2 separate regions of the Homo sapiens genome follow, and region 2 is linked to region 1. A link is a contact called in ENCODE POLR2A ChIA-PET data. All regions are on one chromosome and are shown on one strand. The core of a region is the stretch at or near the end of the contact, and the rest is flanking DNA. Distances in the headings are between cores, read along the strand shown.

Region 1 (4,862 bases), core at 991-3,490:
ACATCGAGGCATAGAACCTTTCCTTAAACTTATTTACGACACAGAGACCTTTGCTCACATGTTTTCCTGCTGACCCTCTCCCCACCATTATCCTATAGTCCTGCCACATCCCCCTCACCGAGATAGTAGAGATAGTGATCAGTAAATACTGAGGGAACTCAGAGACCAGTGCCGGGTCCTCCGTATGCTAAGCGCCGTCCCCCGGGCCCACTGTTCTTTCTCTATACTTCATCTCTGTGTCTTATTTCTTTCCTCAGTCTCTCATCCCACCTGACGAGAAACACCCACAGGCGTGGAGGGGCTGGCCCCCTTCAGTGGACAGCTAATTCAAGACAATTTAAAATGCTCCAAAGTCTAAAGCAAACAAGTTCACAGAGTGCAGAAGCATTGCCAGTGTACAGCTTCTGGCACTGTAAATTCTAATGAGTATTTTATTATATTTGCTTAATTTACAACAGACAATAATATAATTATGCCTTTGACAGACATCAATAATCTGTTTCTGTATTCATTCTCCATATTTATAGAGTATTGTGTTTTCTAGCTGATTTCCACAACATATTGTTAACAGTGCCTTAGGCCAAACTACTCTTCTTTCCCAACTATTCTCTTTCTTCCCTACAAAGGGAGTTAAAACAAGGAGCTGTTAAAACTTGGAGCCAAATTAGAGATTAAATTACATTAGCTTTAAACGGTTTTGTGAAGTGGCTAGAAATTTTTACCAGTAATCTTACTGCAAGTCCTGGGTCACTGAAGAACTCGGTAAATATGATTAGCATGCACGCACCAACACATCACTGTGATGAAAACGCAAATCACAGTATGTGAGTCACTACTCTCAACATTGCCATGCCCCTGCCTTAAACCTGCCAGCCCCATCCAGAGGATTTTTCTCATCTCTGAACTCCAATCATTTACACCTTCCCCCATCAGAATTTACCCTACATTTTATTATAATTGCATATAAATATGCCTTCCCTGTAACAGCAGGGACTGTGTTTCTCCACTGTATGGCCTGGCACAGTGTCCAGCACACAGCAGGCAAAGCAAGAGTTACTGCATGAGCCAGTGTCATCATCCAAACGATAGCTACCATTTCCAGAGCACCTACCGTGAGCTGACTAGTTTACCTACATTATCCTGGTGGCTTTCCCAGACCAGACCACCCAAACCAAAGCAGCCCCCCAGTCACCCTCTAGGCACATAACCCTATTTTAGTTCTCTGAATACGACTGATTGCTGTCTAACATATTTTGGTTTGTGTGCTTATTGTCTGTCACCGGTTTCCCTTCACAAGAAGGAAAGCTCCAAGAGGACAGGCATCTTATCTACCTTGTACTTGGCTCATAGCAAATAAATGAATCTAAGCCGCCCACCTCCCTGGGTGACAGAGTTGACCTGCACACAGTAGGTCTCAAAGAGTATGTTTTAAATTTTATATTTAGATTTCAAGATAATTGTGTTGAATATTTTATGGTTCATAACAAACAGAAAGGGGAGGGCAGAATAAAAATAAATAAAAGTTTAGTTACATTACCCTAGCACTGACATTGGTACGGGAATTTTTGCTGCAATAAGAAAGCCACTTCCTCTGACATAAGGTCACCCATACTTCTGGGTCTTGCCACATCCTCTTAGACAGTTCATCGTAGCTGGGCTGGCTGGGGCGGTCAGGACTCCAGACGCTCACACTAAAAGAGGGGTGGTAGTCGAGCAGTCACTCCACTCCTCTGTAGGGAGCTGGCCGCGAGTGGGTGCGCAGCAGGGTGCGCGCGGACCCGTGCAGCGCCCAGGGCGGCTGTGCGAAGCCGCCGCAGCCTGCGCGCCCAGGCGATTCTCCACCTTGGGGCTCGCCTTCCTGCCGCGTTCCTCTTCCTTCCATCCCTAAAGCGCGTACGCCCTGCAGAGTCAAACCTGGCGCATCCTCAAGCTTCCAGGGGGCAACGTGACCGAGCCCCGCATCACGTGTGCAGAGACGGCCTATAGTGTCTGAAGGATGCCACCTAGTCGCAGGCCCGGCGGCGCCACCAACAGCGACCGCGGTAGTCCAGCTCGCGCCGCGTCCCGGCCCCAGCCCGGCCCGGCCCAGCCCCGCCCCGCGCCCAGCCCCGCCCCGCCCCGCGCCCAGCCCAGCCCCCGCGGCCCGGCCCCCAGCGGCCGGCCTCCCGCGGCCCCGCCCCCGCCGCCCCAGTCCCCGCCCCTCGCGCCTTCGTTTATTCCTCCGCGCGCTGGGACAGGCTGCTTCTTCGCCAGAACCAACCGGTTGCTTGCTGTCCCAGCGGCGCCCCCTCATCACCGTCGCCATGCCCGGAGGTCTGCTTCTCGGGGACGTGGCTCCCAACTTTGAGGCCAATACCACCGTCGGCCGCATCCGTTTCCACGACTTTCTGGGAGACTCGTAAGTGGCCACCGCGTAGCCCTGTCCTGGCCTCGGTTGCGCCGGACTCGGAGGTGCCTTCCCTGTTTCTTCTCCCTGCCGTCCTCCCGGCCGCTCAGCCCCCTGCGCCGCCCTCGCCTTCCCCCGCACTGGTTCCGGCGCGCGCCAGGCCGTGTGGCCTCTGCTCAGCGTCGGCTGCGCTGCTGGGAGCTGGCACCCGTTCGGCCTGCCCTGCGCGGGCCACTCGATCCCTCCTGGCCTCCCCGCCTCCGGCGTGGCTGGGCAAGGCCACGCCAAGGTGGGGGGTGGGGAGGATAAAATTGTGTTCTGCGGGTTCTGGAAACTCACCGCCCGCGGGAGGGTTTGTTGTCCATTTAACTCGTCTTAGTAAACTGTGCAGGTAGCGTGGTCAGGCCGAGGGCGCAGGGGCGGGGCGGCATTGACGATCACTTCCCCGGACTAGTGCCCAGGGTCGCACCGCCCTCCCACCCTCCGTTCTGGAATTTGCTCCCTGGGGAGGATGGGTGTCTAAAGCCAAAGTCGGAGGACACAGCTGCTGGCTATAGGTTACAGGAAGGCCAACGTATCATCTGAGGGTGCAGTGGTATTTGCAGGCTTCTGGGCACAAAATGTGAAATTTAAAACCACTAGCTGCCAAGTAGGTGGCCGAAAGACTTTTTGTCCAGAGCCGCCTCCAATGGCCAAGATATGATTTGATAACAGCTTTAGGAAGAGCCAAGAACACTCTGCGTAGGTGTGCCTTCAGAGATTCCAGAACTTGCAACACTTGGAGGGAAGGACTTTCTGACGCTGTTCCGCTGGAGTGGCCTATTCTTGCTAGTGATGGCCGTTCCAGGCTCCAGGACACGTGTACTCCCCAACTTTGAGACTCTCTTGTTTTCCAGTGGCTTGCCCCTCACTGTCCCCTCCGCTTTCTACCTTGCTTCTAGCACATGAGCTTGCTGATGATAGCCAAATTGATGACCTGTGATCTGACTTGGCAGTTTTACCATTATGGATAGGAGTAGTAAATCGGTGTTGCCCTTTTTTTTTTTTAACAGCTCCTGAATCAGCAAACTGGAAGTTGCTTAGTTTTCATCAGAAGCATTCCAGGCATGTCTAGTTATATTATGGTTCTGGAGTACTAGTGGTCCCACTACACTGTGGGGCTCCAAGGCTTGACAACAGTTCTTCCCCAGATTATATCCTTTTTATATACAGTATCCAGGGAGACAGGCTTATGAAATTAATCAGTGATTGGACAGGGCTGTGCAGAGAACCAGGGACAGATTCTTACACATCATATGCCTATCCAACCCTTTATAACCTCTTAAGTCCCTTTTCCAGCCACTGAATAGGGAAAAGTTAAGCTTTGTGAAAGATAGGACTAGGCCAGAAAAAGGTTGAGAAATGGAATATTCAAACCTTGAATGCAGAAAAATACTTTAGAAATACAGCTTATGGCCATTCTTATACTTAGGATCTAGGTAGTAATATTTCTCCAGCAATCCTTGGGATTTTTAGAGTTGTGTTCCTTCCCATTTCTACCTGCAGCCCTCATCCCCCATCCCCATGAAACATAAACTATTTCCAGAACTCTTAGCTTGTATAGATTAAATATTAGCATAAAACGTATTTACTGTGCCAACAGTTATAAATGCTGTCACTTTTTAAGCTAACCATACTTTTTTGGGGTTTTGTTAATGTTTATTGGCCTCTAGATCCATCTAGATTTGATCAAAAGTGGTACTTTATCAGGGAGCCATAGTTAGGAACACGGTAGAAATATCTGCATTTATTAACTAATATACAAGTCTGCCTAGGATCAGGTATAGTATTCCCTACCTTACCGGGAAGAGAAGTTTGAGCCTTTTATATGTTTATAACACATGGATTTTTGCCTGATTTTTCCAATTTTCTATTCTGTATATGATCCCAAATCAGACTGTCAATTTTTGATCCAGGTATTTTTGAGAAGAAAAAATTAAAATGTATTTCTCTACCTTACCCCTGATCATTGTAAACAACTAAAGAGGTTGGGTGCTACATTGGGTGAGTTTACCTTATCGCTGTTTCTTTAAGTGGTAGAAGCAGCTTCTTCATAGTACATCTTCACTAAGCAAAATATGTGTTTTCCAGGGGTCTTCTGGGGCTTAGTAAGTGGGAACCATTCTCTTGAAGGAGGAAACCTTTTGTCTTTTGAAAATGGGTAAGAAAATGGGAGCATGTCACTGAATTACTCTTAAGTGCAGCAGTAGGAAGACTTGGAGGGGAAGGAAGGCCAAGGTAAGACATTCTTGGAGTTTATCCTATTTGTAGCCATGAGGTAAACTGGAGTTTCACTTCTGAGGGAGGGAAGGACGTGAACTGGCTTAAAACCAGTTCCTTTTGCATGATTCAGCAAAACAGTCTTTATGGACTCACAGTGGAAAAAGAACTCCTAACTTTTCTAATTTATCCTCCTTTTAACGATAGAGGAGGAAAC
Region 2 (5,076 bases), core at 1,900-4,399, 5.8 Mb after region 1:
CGAACTCCTGACCTCATGATCTGCCCACCTCGGCCTCCCACAGTGCTGGGATTACAGGCGTGAGCCACCGCACCTGGCCGAATTACTCCTGTTTTTAATAATAACAGTAGTATTAGTAATGGCAGCAGCTACACACATTTAGCTCATACTATGTGCCCAGCCACTATTCATTTAATACTAGGTACTATTATTATCACCACTTTACAAATGAAGAGTCCAAGACACAAAAAGTTAAATAACTTGTCCCAGGTCACAAAGCTCATAAGCAGCCAAGCAAGGTTTCAAATCCAGGAAAAATGGGTCCAGAGTTCATGCCCTTAACAAATACTCCAAAGTGATCTCTCTTCTTTCATCCTCTATCAAATCATAAAGTCCTTTAAGTTCCAAAGGGCAGGGACTCTGTTATGTTCACAGCAACATTCCCACAATCCAGTACATAACAGGTGCTCAAAAAAAACCCTTGTTTGTTGAATGAATGAAAGGACCCTTGAAATTACTCCTCCCATTTCCACTGCCACCACTCAAGGCCAGTCTTTCAGGTAAAGACTAGCCAATCAGGTAAATGGATATAAACTTCTCTGCCAGATTTTCCATAACCCAGTCCCATCCAGCCTATCAAAATTTTCTTTCTACTGCTTCTTAATTAGAATCATAAAATCTTAAAACCAGAAAGTATCTTAGAGATCATCCAGTCCAACCTCCTCACTTTACAGATAAAGAAACCCAAAGATGGTGACTAAAATCACCCAGGCAGGTGGAGCCAGAACCAGAACTTGACTCTTCCAATTTTTGCTCTATGATCTTTTTCTTCCAACTCATAATGATGCTTCATTCCTGACAGCTGTCTCCTCACTAGCCCATCAACAAATTATATCTATTCCCATGTTCCCGTTCAAGTTGTTTCTTCTACCCAAATTGTTCTCCCTCTCCATAGATCCAAATCCTCAAAATGTCTTCCTATTCCATTCTTCATGACTTCCTCTTTCTTGGAAAATCTTACATACCGAATAAGATAGTAAAGCAAGAGGATCACCATTGCCTACTAGGCCAAGTTTAATGCATAGTAACACTTCCCACAAAGTGAAGCTTACTTGGATGATTTCTTCCCTGTAAACTACTAATCCATTCTTCCATCCTGTGTTTTAGGAAGTGATTTTAATAAAGATTAGCTCATATATCACCTTCATAAAGTGTTCATATACCCGAAAGAGACACTCAAGCACATCTTCAATAGGAGACATGTGGCCAGGCGCAGTGCCTCACGCCTGTAATCCCAGCACTTTGGGAGGCTGTGGCGGGTGGATCATGAGGTCAGGCGTTCGAGACCAGCCTGGCCAACATAGAGAAACCCCACCCTACTAAAAACACAAAAAATTAGCCGGGTGTGGTGGCGGGCGCCTGTAATCCCAGCTACTCCGAGGCTGAGGCAGGAGAATCGCTTGAACCTGGGAGGCAGAGGTTGCAGTGAGCCAAGATCACGCCACTGCACTCCAGCCTGGGCGACAGAATGAGACTCCGTCTCCAAAAAAAAAAAAAAAAAAAAAAGAGTTTGGGCCAGGAACGGTGGTGGCTCACACCCGTAATCCCAGCACTTTGAGAGGCCAAGGCAGGCAGATTACCTGATGTCAGGAGTATATGACAAAATCCCACCACCACCAAAAATACAAAAATTAGCCGGGCGTGGTGGTGCACACCTGCAGTTCCAGCTACTCGGGAGGCTGAGGCAGGAGAATCACTTGAACCCGGGAGGCAGAGATTGCAGTGAGCCGACATCCCGCCATTGCACTCCATCATGGGGACCAAAGCGAGACTCTGTCTCAAAAAAAACAAAAACAAAAACAAAACAAAAAAACAAGACAAAAAAAGTTTGGAGACAACTATTCTAAAAATACATTGACAATGAGATCAAAATAATAGGTTTCAGACTACAGGGAGCATACATACATGTATGTATGTATATGGGCACACGCACACACTACAAAGGAAAACTTGTTCATATCCTGACTGACGTCCTAACCATGCCCACCAACCTCTAGCCCTTGCCAGCAATCTCAGAATTGTGTGTCCTACTCTGAAGCATAGTACAGAGGCTTTGGCAAAGCCTTTCATTTCTAGTAAAAACGAAATACAAAACAAAATAAACCACAAAAGCATGTCAAAAGTGATAAGATGATGCTAACTTCATCTTCCCTACAGAAAAGCATTTGACACTGTCCACAGTTCACTATCCTGACACTGCTCATCACCTAACGTAAACACATACCTTGTACTCCACAATCTCCTGAAATTCAGTTCCCATTTCCCAATCCCTTAGGATACAACCCATTTCCCCTTCACTAACGACGGGTTTATGCTCCCACCTCTGGGACTGAGCTAATACTGCCCTTCATCCTTCCCTCTCCTGAAGCTGCCATTCACTTTCTTTCTGCAGCCGCATAGTCCCGTCCCAGAGTAGAGGACAGACCATCCAGGGTCCCCAAACCCACTTCTCTTTCCTTCTCCGCCCCCGGGATCTGCCAGCCAGGCTAGAGACGCGAGGGGGGAGGGGTGTGACTCGCCTCCCAGGACTGGACCAGATGGCAGCGGATTCCGCCCCCACTCTCAGGCACCTTCCACCCTCCGACCCCTCGGGCAGCCCGTCCGCCACCCACCCCGCCCCGACCCCACCCCCGGCCTCCCCCACGCTCTCATGCCGGCTCCCAGACACACTCACCATGCTGGGTGAAGATATTGAAGCCGGTCTCTGTGGTGCGCCCCGCCGGGTCCCGCCTGCGGCCGGAGGGCCTGGCTGCACTGCTGCCCCGGATCCCGCGGGGCTGAGGCTGCTGGAGCCCCGGAGCTTCCCCGACGCGGCCCACCTGCTGCCCCATCCCTGCTCTCGCGTACTCCCGCGCCCCCGCCGACCCCTGGTCACATTCCTCCTCGGCTCCGGCCTCGGGCTCCTGGCGCTGCTCCGGTCTCTCCCTCCCAGCCCAGGCCCTGGCCCTGAGTGGCTGGGCCACCGGCGGCTCCGCACCCGGCCTCCTCACGGCAGCCGCCGCGCTGCCTCCAGGCGACTCACAGATTCTGCTTTTCCCTCCTCCTGTCGCGGCTCCGCGCCCCCAACGCCGCCGCCGCCGCCGCCGCCACCGCCGCCGCCATCTTTAAACCACCGAGCGCTGGGAAAGCGTGGGACAGAGCGTCTCCCGCCCCCCGCCCCCCGCCCCCCGCCCGCCAGTCACCTCCGCCGCGGGGAAGGAGGGCTTCCCGGCTGCCGCCCCGCCCTGCCGCGCCGCGCCCCCCGTCCCCGCCCCCGCCTCCTCGCAGGGTGGGTCCCCCAGTGCCCACCTCATTTGCCGGCCACCGCTGCTTGAGGTCTTTCGTCCTCCGCGTCCTGTCGCCGCACCTCGGCGTCCCCCCCCTCAATCCGCCTCAGCCGACCCCCTCCCGCGTTCGGCTCCACACGCTACCGCCTTTGGGGTTGGTCGGTCTCCGGCCTTCCCCATCCCACCTCCACCTGTCAAATGAGTGAGTCGAGGGCTCAGTGCCACCGCGTGCGCAGCTCAGGTGCAGGCACAGGTGGGGCAGAAAAGCACAAGGCATTTATTTGGTCCTTGCCATCCAGTTAAGGAGCTCTAAAATACCCAGGGGGATCTCTTTTAAACACCCTTGTCAGCAGCAGGCCTCCAGTAAAAATTAAAATGGTATAAAATTTACAAGAAGAGAGTAAAATGCTACCTTATTTGATTTTAATTTTTGGAGATTATTTCATGATGTTAAATCGCACTGGCCTGGATTGTGTGCCTTCTATAGTCTCATTGGGGACGCAATTGTAGCCCCATTCCTCATATTATATTACCATGAATTCCTCTTGAACTCCTTTACCATCTCACCATATGTGAGTTTCTGTTTCCTTACAATGCCTGACAGTAAAGTTAATCTTCCCACTGGCATCCTTTATACACTGTGCACGTGGTCAGGTCTTCTTTTGATGACAAAGGAGAAAAAATATATATCTTTGACCCTGTTTCTGAGTCAGAACTTACTCATTTTAGCTTATGCAGTCTAAAGAGAGTGAATGAGGCAGAAAAGAAGCGTTTTATACATACACATATACTATATACAATTGACTCGCCATCCCCCTCTCCCACTGTGTTTACTTGCATCTTAATTCAATTTTTTTTAATTCTCAAATCTTGATCATTCTCCTGTTATTCTTTTGGCTTCCCAATTTGCTTTATAAAAAGTATCAGTTAATGGAGGTACTACACTGAAATTTTGCTTAAATTAGACAGGACGGGAGCCACTGCAAAGAAGGAACAAAACAACCACTGGAAATGTAGGGTTGGGAGAAGAGGTGGATGAAGCTCTCCTTTGCATATCTTTCCTGAACCAGGTTGACCTTAGATGAACCATCCACTGACGTAGATATTGCCTGTTGTAAAAGCACTATGAAATTATTCCATTGCCATCTAGGGTGTAGCCAGAAATAACTGAAATTAACTCCAAAATGGGAACGGAAACACTATGTGTAAACACTGGATAAAATATGAACTTTCCATTTGGATTAAAGTTTCCCTGTGTTTAAAATACCTGTCTTTTCTTCTAATTCCCAGTGTTTGCAACTACTGAAAAAAATTCATTCGAAAGGGATAAAGATGTCACAGAGCCGGAATTTGGTTTACTGTTTGATTTTTATTATGGGAGAAAATTTTAATTTGGGGATAATGGTTTGGTTTCTCTGCTAATTCATGCATACTATATAAAGATAGATGAATATATGGGTTGAACATCTCAAATCTGAAAATCCAAAATGCTGCAAAATTCGAAATTTTTTGAGCACCAATATGATGCCAGAGGTGGAACATTTCACGTAAGTACTTAACATAAACTTTGTTTCATGCACAAAATTTTTAAAATATTGTATTAAATTGCATTCAAGCTATGTGTATAAAGGTGTATATGAAACATAAATGAATTTTGTGTTTAGACTTGGGTCGCATGCCCAAGATATCTCATTATGTGTGTGTAAATATTCCCAAATCTGAAACACTTGTGGTCCGAACATTTCTGATAAGGGCTGCTCAGCCTGCAGTA

Evidence for each region. ChIA-PET counts read pairs that join two places held with the same protein, here RNA polymerase II (POLR2A).
Region 2: POLR2A ChIA-PET joins it to region 1 with 10 read pairs in OCI-LY7. The contact joins the promoter of ABL2 here to the promoter of PRDX6 in region 1. POLR2A ChIA-PET finds 5 or more read pairs at or near these places in 2 of 52 experiments (HEK293T and OCI-LY7).

The regions. Positions count from the first base shown.
Region 1 is chr1:173,475,095-173,479,956 of GRCh38, forward strand. It overlaps PRDX6 (peroxiredoxin 6), which reads left to right and starts at 2,241. Exons shown (of 5, transcript NM_004905.3): 1 at 2,241-2,398. The coding sequence starts at 2,304. It overlaps LOC100506023 (a long non-coding RNA gene), which reads right to left and starts at 2,061. Exons shown (of 3, transcript NR_037845.1): 1 at 1,538-2,061. RefSeq lists enhancers at 1,246-1,782, 2,280-2,439 and a silencer at 2,040-2,209.
Region 2 is chr1:179,226,528-179,231,603 of GRCh38, forward strand. ABL2 (ABL proto-oncogene 2, non-receptor tyrosine kinase) reads right to left here and starts at 3,150. Exons shown (of 12, transcript NM_007314.4): 1 at 2,714-3,150. The coding sequence starts at 2,870. RefSeq lists an enhancer at 2,444-3,200 and a silencer at 2,656-3,065.